Linked DNA regions of Mus musculus: region 2 is linked to region 1. A link is a loop called in an ENCODE intact Hi-C map of the cell type or tissue named here. Cell type or tissue: gastrocnemius. All regions are shown on one strand. Links, peaks and the distances in the headings refer to the core of each region. The heading gives the core; the rest is flanking DNA. Region 1 holds the start of Prkacb (protein kinase, cAMP dependent, catalytic, beta). Region 2 overlaps Ttll7 (tubulin tyrosine ligase-like family, member 7).

What was found. A loop is a pair of places that touch in the nucleus more often than their neighbours do. Peaks named below come from ENCODE experiments on the same cell type or tissue, not always from the same donor. Only the 100,000 strongest peaks of a DNase experiment are listed, where the experiment ranks them.
Region 2: it touches region 1 in a loop (5-fold over the local background); 4 of 42 quality-filtered maps call a loop at or near these places.

Annotation. Positions count from the first base shown.
Region 1 is chr3:146,810,746-146,816,127 of GRCm38, reverse strand. Prkacb (protein kinase, cAMP dependent, catalytic, beta) reads left to right here and starts at 3,182. Exons shown (of 10, transcript NM_011100.4): 1 at 3,182-3,490. The coding sequence starts at 3,445. LOC115486180 (a long non-coding RNA gene) reads left to right here and starts at 3,498. Exons shown (of 2, transcript XR_003954577.1): 1 at 3,498-3,927. In gastrocnemius, for the core only: no CTCF peak of the experiment used is centred there; a DNase peak (open chromatin) is centred at 3,080; H3K4me3 peaks cover 2,649 bases; H3K27ac peaks cover 2,613 bases.
Region 2 is chr3:146,893,804-146,899,185 of GRCm38, reverse strand. It overlaps Ttll7 (tubulin tyrosine ligase-like family, member 7), which reads right to left. Exons shown (of 21, transcript NM_001357217.1): 2 at 4,986-5,184; 3 at 4,691-4,822; 4 at 2,459-2,580; 5 at 1,372-1,439. The coding sequence starts at 5,010. Among named protein-coding and RNA genes, the nearest start is that of Ttll7, 44 kb to the right of the region's middle. In gastrocnemius, for the core only: no CTCF peak of the experiment used is centred there; no DNase peak of the experiment used is centred there; H3K4me3 peaks cover 1,618 bases; H3K27ac peaks cover 4,082 bases.

The sequences.
Region 1 (5,382 bases), core at 333-5,332:
GGTCCCCAAGTTTGCCAAGTAAGAACTTTACCTGATGAGCCATCTCTTAAGATCCCACGTTTCTAAGAGGTGCCAACGGCCTCTTTTCCAAATGAGTGATAAATGAAAGATTCTCTCTTACTAGAGACTCCTGATTGAAAATAATGTTAAGGGAAGAGAAAAATCATACACACTTTTATCATTTAAGCTAGTCTTCAGGCCTGTATACATAGTAAAAGTCACTGTTAGGGAGGCAACAGGAGTATTCTAAGGGGTCTAGGAAGGTCCTTCCCAGACAAAGTCGATAACATTTGGAGTGTATGTGATTTTTAGTAGACTTTTAACGTATACAAAACTCACATTCACAAAGCTAAAACTGGAAAAGGGTGTGATATCACTGGGTGCTGACAAAACCTCATATTCTGTGGTCTACTTGTTTTCTTTTCTCCACCACTCACGCCCCCGTCTCTCTTTGAGACAGAGTCTGTGTAACCCTGGCTACCCTGGAGCTCACTATGTGGACAAGGCTGACCTTGAACTCAGAGATCCACCTGTCTCTGCTTCCTCACTCTGGGATTATCGGTATGGGCCCAGTGTTCCCTTAGTATTGGTATTCTGTTTGTATTTAGTGGAAACTTAGGAAACAATATACCCAACATTCTCACGGACTAAACTAATTGTCTATCTTTCCAATTCAGTGACATTTCATATGGAGGGGATGCAATTCACCACAACACAGATGTCTGTCTGACTTACAGTAGAAACAAAAGCCACACCTTTTCCCATTAATTTATTCATTTTACATCCTGATTGCTCCCCCATCCCAGTCTCCTCTCACACAGTCCCTCTGCCCATCCCCTCCCCTTCACATCTCAGAGGGTGAGCCCCCCCCAGTATCCTCCCCACTCCCCTCCCCCGACCCTGGCACATCAAGTCTCTGTAGGGTCAGGTGTATCCTCTCCCACTGAGGTCAGACAAGGCATCCTAGTTAGGGAAACAGGATCCACAAACAGGCAATAGATTTAGGGACAGCCCCCTTTCCAGTTGTTGGGGGACCCACATGAAGATTGAGCCCATACTTGGAGCCCAGCTGCTTATCAGAGAGACAGAACACTTCTATCTGTCTTAATTAGGGTTTTATTACTGTGAAGAGACACTATGACCAAGGCAACTTTTATAAAGGACACTTAATTAGGGCTGGCTTACAATCTTAGAGGTTTAGTCCAATATCATCATAGTGGGAAGCATGGTAGCACGCAGGCAGAAAAGGTGACGGAGCTGAGAGCTCTACATCTTGATTCAGAGGCAGCAAGGAGGGACTGTGTCACTGACCTTAGCTTGAGCATAGGAAACCTCAAAGCCCACCCCCACAAGGCCACACTTCCTCCAAGGCTCCACTTCCTAATAGAGCCACTCCCTATGGCCAAGCATTCAAACACACGAGTCTATGGATGTGATGCCTATTCAAACCACCACACTATCCCACTTCAGTTTTTGTGGGGGGTTCTTTGGTTGTATCTAGGAATCCAAAACGCCAGAGCTGATTAGCCAGAGAAACAGGTAAATTATCAATTTTACAAGTACTTGAAGATCTTCACAAATAGTAAAGTCTGAAGAAGTGACTGATACAGTATATATATATCGATGATAGTGCACTAAGTTCCTGGCATAGTCTGAAGAGATATATATGTAGGGGTATGTTTGAGAGTTATGTCACAGTTTATTCCAGTTCGTGGTATCCCCCAATTAATAGTATCTGGTGACTAAGGTTATTTTCTTATCTTGGTATGTAAAGGACATTTTCCCCACACAATATGGCTTGTTGAAATGAAAGAGCACCAATGGTCTATTCTGAAGTTATAACCTTTCAATTGATTTTAAATAGAAATAATAAATATACCATTCTGGCGCTTTTTGAGATGGTATGGCTTTACCTTCTTCATTTCAAGGTCTTCTAATTAGCTTTGGATAAGTCCTTTAATGTCTCTGTGCCTCTGTGGATCTTAAGTAAAACAATGATAGTCTTGCCACATTTGCATAGGGACTTTATGAGGAAACTAATTACTATTTGTACAACACTTAGAACGCAGTATACTTGGTGTACATGCTTGGTAATTTAACATAATTGCCAATAATAGAAGTATGAATCTGTTTAGAATCTTCCACTCACCGCTACTTTTTTTCCCCAATAACAAAACTTTTAAAATGTTCTGGGAAATCTCCTTAGCAGCCAACAACCATCCGTTCATTACGCGCCAACTGTGGTTTGTGCTGCAGACACAAAATAAACTTACATGGTCTCTGCCCTTCCAGAAGTTAATCTTTCTGTTCTAAATTTGGAATGCTTTTTTTTTAGATAGCAAAAGCTCAAAAAAAAAAAAAAAAAAAAAAAAACCAGAACAAAAACTACCAGAGGGCTAGGTGATTAATTTCTAATAACCTCACGGAAAAGCTCAAGTACTCTCAGATGCATGGAAGCGCAACAATCAATTGGGAATGCGTTTATTTTGAAATTTGTGACTGTGTTGATGCACATAACGTACTTGTGTAAAACAGGCAACACATTCCCATATCTCTCCTTAGAAAGCCTGACAGAATTTGTGAGGGCAATCAGGTGAGACCATGAAGAAGGAACTCGGGAAGGGATAAGCTGTCAAGAATGTTGGTGATTGACCTGGTGTGTTGGGAGAATACCTAGAAGAGCGAAGGGAAGAAGTTCCAATGACAGCTGGGAGCTGAGAAAAGACATTCCTGGCCAACGCTGACCTCAGGGTCAGCAGGGTCGGCAGGACGCGGAGGGGCGCACGCACGTCCCTGCAGCCACGCAGGAAGATCAAGCGAGAGCAACCACGGCGTGCGGAACGCGGGCCACACGGATGCGGGAGCAGGCCGAGCCCTGGCACTGTGCCCCCCGCCCGGCTCTGGGGCACCGGATGCCAGGCCGAGGAAGGATCTGGGGTGCTTCCAAACTAACGGTCCCCACGTCCCTCGCTACTTCGAGCTTAGCCTCCGCGGCCAAGCCCAGCATCCACGCAACAAGCAATAAGTTACCGCTACAACCCTGCACAGAGGGGCTCCCGCCCGCCGGGGGGCTTGACCGCGTCACTTCCGGCGCGCCCGCCCGGAAAGAGGCGGAGGTCGCAGTCCGGGTGTGCGGCTCCTGGGGACGCGCCGTGTCGGGGACGCGCGTGGAGGGCGGGCTCGGGAAGGGGGAGTGTCCGCGCGCCGCCGCTGCCGCCGCCGCCACCGCCGCCACCGCCGCCACCGCCACGGTCCCGGTCTCTGCCGGAGAGCTCTCAGCATCTCTCCCGGACACCCAGCCCCTCCGTGCAGCCGGACGCCGCGCTCTAGGGTCTGCGGGAGCCTAGCCAAAGCCTAGCCAAAGTTGCTGCCGACTGCGGGGCGGGCGGCGGGACGGCCCCGGTCCCCTCCCCTCCGTCATCCCTGCTTGCGGACTCCCGGGTCATGGGGAACACTGCGATCGCCAAGAAAGGCAGCGAAGTGGAGAGCGGTGAGTCGAGTCGAAGGCCCTGGCTGGGTTCCCGCCGGATGGGCCGCCGCGCGGTGCAGCGCCCTGGGCCGGTGTCCCCCCCAAGGCCGCGCGCGAGCCACGGGCCGGGCCTTGCAGTGGCCGCGGGGGCCGGCCGCCTCCTCCTCTGTCCCCTCCCCCACGAAGGCTCGGGGGTGAGGGCCAAGCCCCGGGGCTCACTGGAGAGAGGGAAGGCGGGCAGCGAGGTCCCTGTGATCCCCTTTCTTACTAGAGCGAGGAGGGCTGCCACGGTCTGGAACGCGTCCCCAAATATGGTCCTTTTGTGATCGCACCCTTAGCTCTTCTTTCTCCCAGAGCCCCCAACACCCAGACCCTCCTTTAAGGGAGCCACAGGTAGTACGTTTGGGTTGACTTGGCTTTTTCTCCTTCTCCTGGATGTATATCAGTTTTCTCACAAGGTGAGTGTCCGTGAGGGTCTCCAAAGGTGACGTTAACCCTTAGTGTCTAAGGCTCTTTCTTTCACCCAAGAGATTAGAGATGGCAGACATAAATACAAGCAGCAACTTTATCCATTCGAGGAAAAATAAGTGAGACAGCGTTGCGTTTACTCTAGACATCCAGGAATGTTCCAGGATGCCTGTAAAACTTAGAGGCATTTCAGAGTTGAAGTGCTTTCTTCCGAGAGCTGAAAGTTCAGACGTTCAGTACTGTGTACAAAATTTCAAGACAAAAGGGTCGTGGGAATTGAGTTTCTGTGTAGCAACTTGGTTTTATATGTAAGCATACACATATATGCGTGTTGTGTAACAGGCTGTGAGAAAATTGTGTGCCATTATTCGGCTCATATTATAATTTATAATTCACAATAATTAGAGAACGGTCCCTGACTTTTGTTACATTGCCATAGGTTAATGACATCTCAGTCCTTGAAGTAAGTCTGACAATTTGTTCGTGTTACTGTAAGTAACGTCTTCCATTGTGTCTGTGTTTATAACAGAAGAATGAAGCCAATCTTGTAATTAGCTTGAAGCAAACAGCTTTTGATTCTCATGAACAAAGCAGAGTTGAGTTGACAGAAGAGAGTCTAGCTATTGCTTTTGTGGAATGTAAACAACAGTCAGATTTAACGGGTTATGTTTCATCAATAAGGTTCGTTCCAGGGCATGGAACAGCAGGGCAAACTGTTGGTGAGCATGTGACAACTTGAAAAGCCGATGTAGAATTAGGACTTCCTTGTTATCTTAGTAATTGTGCAAATGTAGTAACTAATTGTACAGACTCACAAAAAATGAAGTATGACAAAATACTATATCCATGTAACATTGCTTTTCCCCTATTTCTCTTGTACAATGTATGCTAATTGTGTTATGAAAATATGCTTGATAGTTGGATCAGCCCAGTAATTTTCTTAGCAAGTGCTATCTTGCACAGTTCTTATATTTTTAATGATAGTCCACTCTCCAGCAGTCTATACACTTCCCCTAGACGATATGCATTTAAACTAGCAGCTATGACAAAGTCTTGTGTGAACTTATTTATAGAAACTGAAGAACATTAGAATCATTTGAAAAATATTGTGAAGTGTCGAAAGAAGACAGCAGATGTCCCATGGGATATAGGAGACGGTCATGGCTCAGCTCTCAGGGCTCACAGGGGGAAGTGTCAGCCAGGTGTGCTGGTGCTCTTCTGTAGCAAAGAAGTGGTACAATGTCATAAAACGTAATGACAGAACATGGCTTACCACTCTGTCCCCAACTCTTCTGTGTACTTTTCAGATGAATTATTCCTGAAAATTTGTGGCTCATATTTTAAATGTAATCATTTAAATTTCTCTTGATACACAGAATACACTTTAAGAGATACACTTAAGAGTTTAGTCTACGAAATCATCCTAACTCAAGACCCAACCAAGT
Region 2 (5,382 bases), core at 211-5,210, 83 kb before region 1:
GAGCCCCAGTACTACAGGGAAGTGGAGGCAGTAGGATTACTGGGAGTACCCACAGCCCATCTCCAGGTTCAGTGAGAGATATTGTCTGCAGGAGGTGAGGCAGAGAGTGACAGAGGAGGATACAGTTTCCCACTCTGGTCTGCAGGAGCACGCACCTGCAGACACAAGTATATACACATCACAGCACAACTTCCCCTCACCTTCCTCTTCCCTTCCCCTTCCCCACGCCCTCCCCCCCCCATTCCTTTCGCCTTTCCTCTCTTTCCTGTGTATGCACACAAACGTGGCATTACCACCATGAGACAGGAAATAATGTAATTTCCAACTGCATTTGCTTAGTGTTCGTTAATCTTGCAACTAGATAATCTCAATGCAAAGAAGGGACAATATTGACTAATTTATTATTTTGATTTTTTAAAAAAATAAAGTTTGCATTAATGTTGTAATTTTTGCATTAGCGCCTTTACAATCATTTATTATATTTAACAATGACCTGAAATTAGGCTGAGTTAAGGCTTTTACTAGGCCAATAATCTTTAAAACAACCCATGTGGTAGCTTTCTTTTACATATGTGACTATGTATCTTACGTATCTCACCTACTTAAAAATTATTAGTTTTGATGTTTAAGCTAGATGTAAAATTATATGAATAATTACAATTAAAAACATACACATGAATAATGTCAATATTTAATCTTTAATTATATGCATGGTTCTATGATTGTTTTCTAGTGAATACTCCTTTCTTTCAAAATTACACAAATGTCACTCTACATTCTCAAGCCAAAAAAAAGAGAAAACCCAAACTAAATCTACCCAACAGATATATATACTGCATAAAAATTCTACAGTTTTTTCCCCAACAAAACAGTTGAGCTCCTGTTACCAGGTTTTCCCTGGAAGGATGACTATTCTAGTTCCTGACCTTGGAGATGTGTGCATAAATAATCCTGATGAGTGTGAGTACAGGTGTCTAGGAGCATGCCTGCGGGCATCTAGGATAGCACTTGAAAAGTGTGGTGTTTACGAGCCACTAAACACACAGGATACAATGCAACAAATGACTTCCGTGAGGCTTAACCAGAAACTGAACAGGTATCAATCATTTTGTTTCTAAAGAGCCATCAGATTCTAATAAAAAGGGGAAGCCCCACTAGGAGCTGTTATGACTCTGCAAGAAGTCACCTCTCTGGGCCTCAGTGGCCTCCTGTGCAAAGTGAAAGGCTAGAACCAGGGAACCTCAAGACCCCTCCAGCTCAGGTCTCTCTCCCAGCTGATGAGCACTCAGGTGAATAAAACCTCACACAACAGAGCACCACCACAGTATAAGCTTGACCAGGTCTTCTCTATTAGAAGAAAATGAAGATTACTTCGTCATATTTCTTGCTAAGAAATCCTTCCTACAGATCTCTCCCATTCCTGGAAAATGGTTGATTCTCTGAAAAATAAAAAGGTAAATATTAACATTTAATGAATCAATGAATAGACTTGTATACTGCAACACATCACAAAATATCTGAGACTTATGTTCTAATAAATTGGAAATTATTAATGTAAAGGATTTAAAATTAGATGGCTAGTGACTTATGAAATTAAAAAATATGATAATCAGTGAATAAAACTATAAAATTTTTATCAAATCTGGAAAAGACATTACAAAGATAATAAAGTTCTAATGTTCTGTGTTGGATAGGTGACAATTTAATATCCAAATTGCTTTTGGAATAATAGAATACAGGCATTGATAACATGGGACTTAAAATATTTACTCCATCTGGTCTACTATGTATTCTTAGAATCTAAGCAATGAAGAAGATGAGGGGAGGGAGGAAGAGGAGAGAGGGAGAAAGGAAGGGGAGGAAAGGAGAGGAGGAGGGAGGGAAGGGAATGAAGGGGAGGGGGAAGGAGGGGAGAGGAAGGAAAGGGGAGGGAAGGAAGGAGAGAAGGAGGGAGGAAGGGAGGGAGGAAAGGAGGGAAGGAGAGAGGGAGGGAGGGAGGAGGAGAGAGGAAGGGGAAGAAGGGAGGGAGGGTAAGTAGCAAACATCGATTGCTTTGGATCCCTTGTAGGTTTTTCAATTTGCTTTCCATTTCTTCTAAACACATTTGTACTGCACTATAGATGTAAAAGTCAGACTAATGGAGCTGAAGCTATAAGGTCTTTGTCCACTAAGACAATCCATTCCCTGTCACTCATCTTAAGGTGTACATAACTCAAAGCATCAACTTAGAATTTTTCCCTGTTGATCCATCTTTAAAGAAAAAAGCTAAAGGTTGAGTTTGGAAATGACACGGGCTTAATGCAAAGAGTCAGCACAGCCAGCGAGCAACGAGACAGGCGGCCCAGGGAACTCAGAACTGAAAGCTAATATGTGGACAGATTAAGAAGCTAAATAAAACCATGACGGAAGTGGTGGAAGTGGTGTGACTTTCTCCCCGATGCTGACTGTCAGTCCCCACCTGGTAGTTCTGCAGGTCTGTAATCTTCTCCTGCTGAACAGCAGCATCACACCAGATAAGATTGCTTGTCTCATCTTCATCAGGAGTTTTCATAAATCCCATCTCATCTATTACTAAACGAACTGAAAAGAGACGATTACATCAAACCTGAGCCAGAACACCTTAAAGACATTCACAATGGAAATGCACATGCGTATACCCACAGTGTTCCAGGTGCAGACTGGCCCCACTCCTTATAGCATAAGCTCATTACCAGTGACGGCACTTTTACCAAATTGCTCTCCACAGAAGCTGGGAACTGAATTAGGTTGCACCAAAAAGCCTTAGTCATAGTCCTGCGCAATTTCCCAAAACACAGCACTTGCAGAGGGTTTAGAGAGTGACTTTAGTACAGTAAAAACACAGAGACAGCTGATATAACTCTACACAGGTACATTCACCCTCAGGGCTTCCCCAACACCTGGGACTGGGTATAAAATTGGAAAGGTAAAAATACCCTTGACCATCAGATCTGCCCTGTGCCTTTCACCCTTCCTGTCAACAAGTCAGCTCTGTTTCCTCAGAGTAGGAAGCACTGAAACAGAATTCACAGGGGACTTGGAGATTGGATCTCTACTGCCCCAACCCTGAGATCCCACTGAAAAAAAGATTACTCTTGGGGTATCCTTTTGAGCACAAAACACATGTGCTCCTCTTAGGCCTAGATGTTACAGTTAGTATACTGGCATTTTTCTTTCAACAAGTTTTGAGTTTAAATTTAAGACGAGTGATACAGTTGGGGTAGCATTTGAGTGAGTGCCAGTGAATTCTGAGTTCTAAAAGAAAAGTATATCTACATGCCAGTGCTTACAAGTTCCATTATTTAATGTTTCCTTTATACCATGATCCGCTAATATTTGAGAAGAGATGGGAATTGTGTGGCTGACTTTGATCAGGTGTAAAACTGATAATCAGGCACAGCTGATCTCAAATCCTAGGGGCTCTTGGCTATTTGTTAGATAAACAACTGGTTTTATATGCAGTGAGGCCTGGAATATACTTAAAGAAGCCCTGAGACCATCTGTGGTGGTTTGAACATTCTTGGCCCATAGGAAGTGGCACTGTTAGGAGGTGTGGCCTTATTGGAGGAAGTACATCACTGTGGGGGTGGGCTTTGAGGCTCCTATGCCCAGACTCGTCCCAGTCCTCCTAGCTGCCTACAGAAAGAGTCTCCTTCTGCCTGTCTTTGGATCAAGATGTAGAATTCTTGGCTCCTCCAGCACCATGTCTTCCTGCAGGCTGCCACACTTCCCACCATAATGATAATGGACTGAACATCTGAAACTGTAAGCCAGCTCCACTTAAATGTTTGCCTTTATAAGAGTTGTCTTGGTGATGGTGTCTCTTCACAGCCATGGAAATCCTAACTAAGACACCATCTACATGAGTTCAGGGAGCTGCTTTCTAAGAGCAGCAGGATGAAGCTTGGGGCTATATTGATATCCTGTTTCTTCAAGTACATACACAAGGCGTTCATGTCATGATGGCCTCCTCAGGGCTCCGCTGTCTGTGTGCCATTTGGACACATATAAAGCATGAAAGCTGTAGCAACGGGGCCTGCAAGATTCCTCCTCTACCAGGCTCACAGCAGACAGGAGCAACAGGGACAGAAATCTACACATGAGTAACACTAACACATCTGAGCTTCAGGCATAAGTGGTGACCCCCCAGTGACAAGACAAGGAGAGAGTCAGGCAGTGATGGGGGCAGCTCAGCTGACTACTTAAGTCTAAGATCTTCGAGTATCCACCCACTAGTCAGGCCAACACTTTCAGATTACATAAAGATAGTTGAAAAGATATACTCTATATTCACAAATCTTTATATGATCAGATGTATCTAAATCTTTTCATGATGTACTTCAAAGCTCAGATAGCTAGTACTTTTAAACATGACAGAAAAATCCTGAGTTGTGCACCAGACCTGCAGCTTTGCTCTTAAGAGAAAGTCAAGTTAATTGCATGCATTTCTTTGTTTGAACTGACAATTTAGAAATCTATTAGCATCTTTTAAAAGCAGATCATCCCCCACTGCATGGGAAAAGAATTCTTCTAATCTGTCAGAAATTTTATAGAAGTAATTTGAAAATCCATTACGTAAAACTATTTGTCTCTCCAGAACCCTACACTGCTTTTAATGCCAAGGCAGTCTTTCCAGAAATTATGAAAAGTGCAGAATTCTGAAGAAACTCACCAATTTCAAACTTTGTTCCGGCAACATTAGCTGTAATAATTCCCTTCTTCTTCTTTTTTCTCACTTTCCTTTTCATTGTGCATTGGTAAGGTAATTCTGTACCCAGATCCACAGGAGATGATCCCTGAATAACTTTAAAAAGAAATATGAAATGAACAGCCGTCACTAAAATACATTGTGACCCGAAATATATATGCTGCGTCTAGCAGGTTAAAGCTACGAACGGTGACACTTCCAGAGCTTGAATATCATATTTTCTAAACATACTCTAGTACGGTTCGGCCAGTCCACTTACCCCCATCTTGAGGCAGAGATGGCATGGTAACGTATACCAAGCAAGCAAGAAGCCTGCCTGTAGTGCCAAGCGCTCGGGAAAGCTGGAAGTTCCGAGTTCATCTAAGTAGAATATGGCCCCAAGTCACAGGAAGATCCTATCACATTATCTGGGTCAAAGTCTTGGATTTCACGACACAAGTTTTGGGCTGGGATGCTACCTAGAAAGGTTGAAAATAAAGTTATTTAAGGCAGAATTTCATGATGTTTCTCGTGCCAACACCATTCTCGTGAGAAACAACATAATTGCAAAAGACAATTTATCCCATAAAAACAGTTTGTGTGGCTCTATTATTAACCCATATAGAAAATGCCAAATTGTGGCTTTGCAGCCTGAAAGTAAACAGTCTAGGTCATTG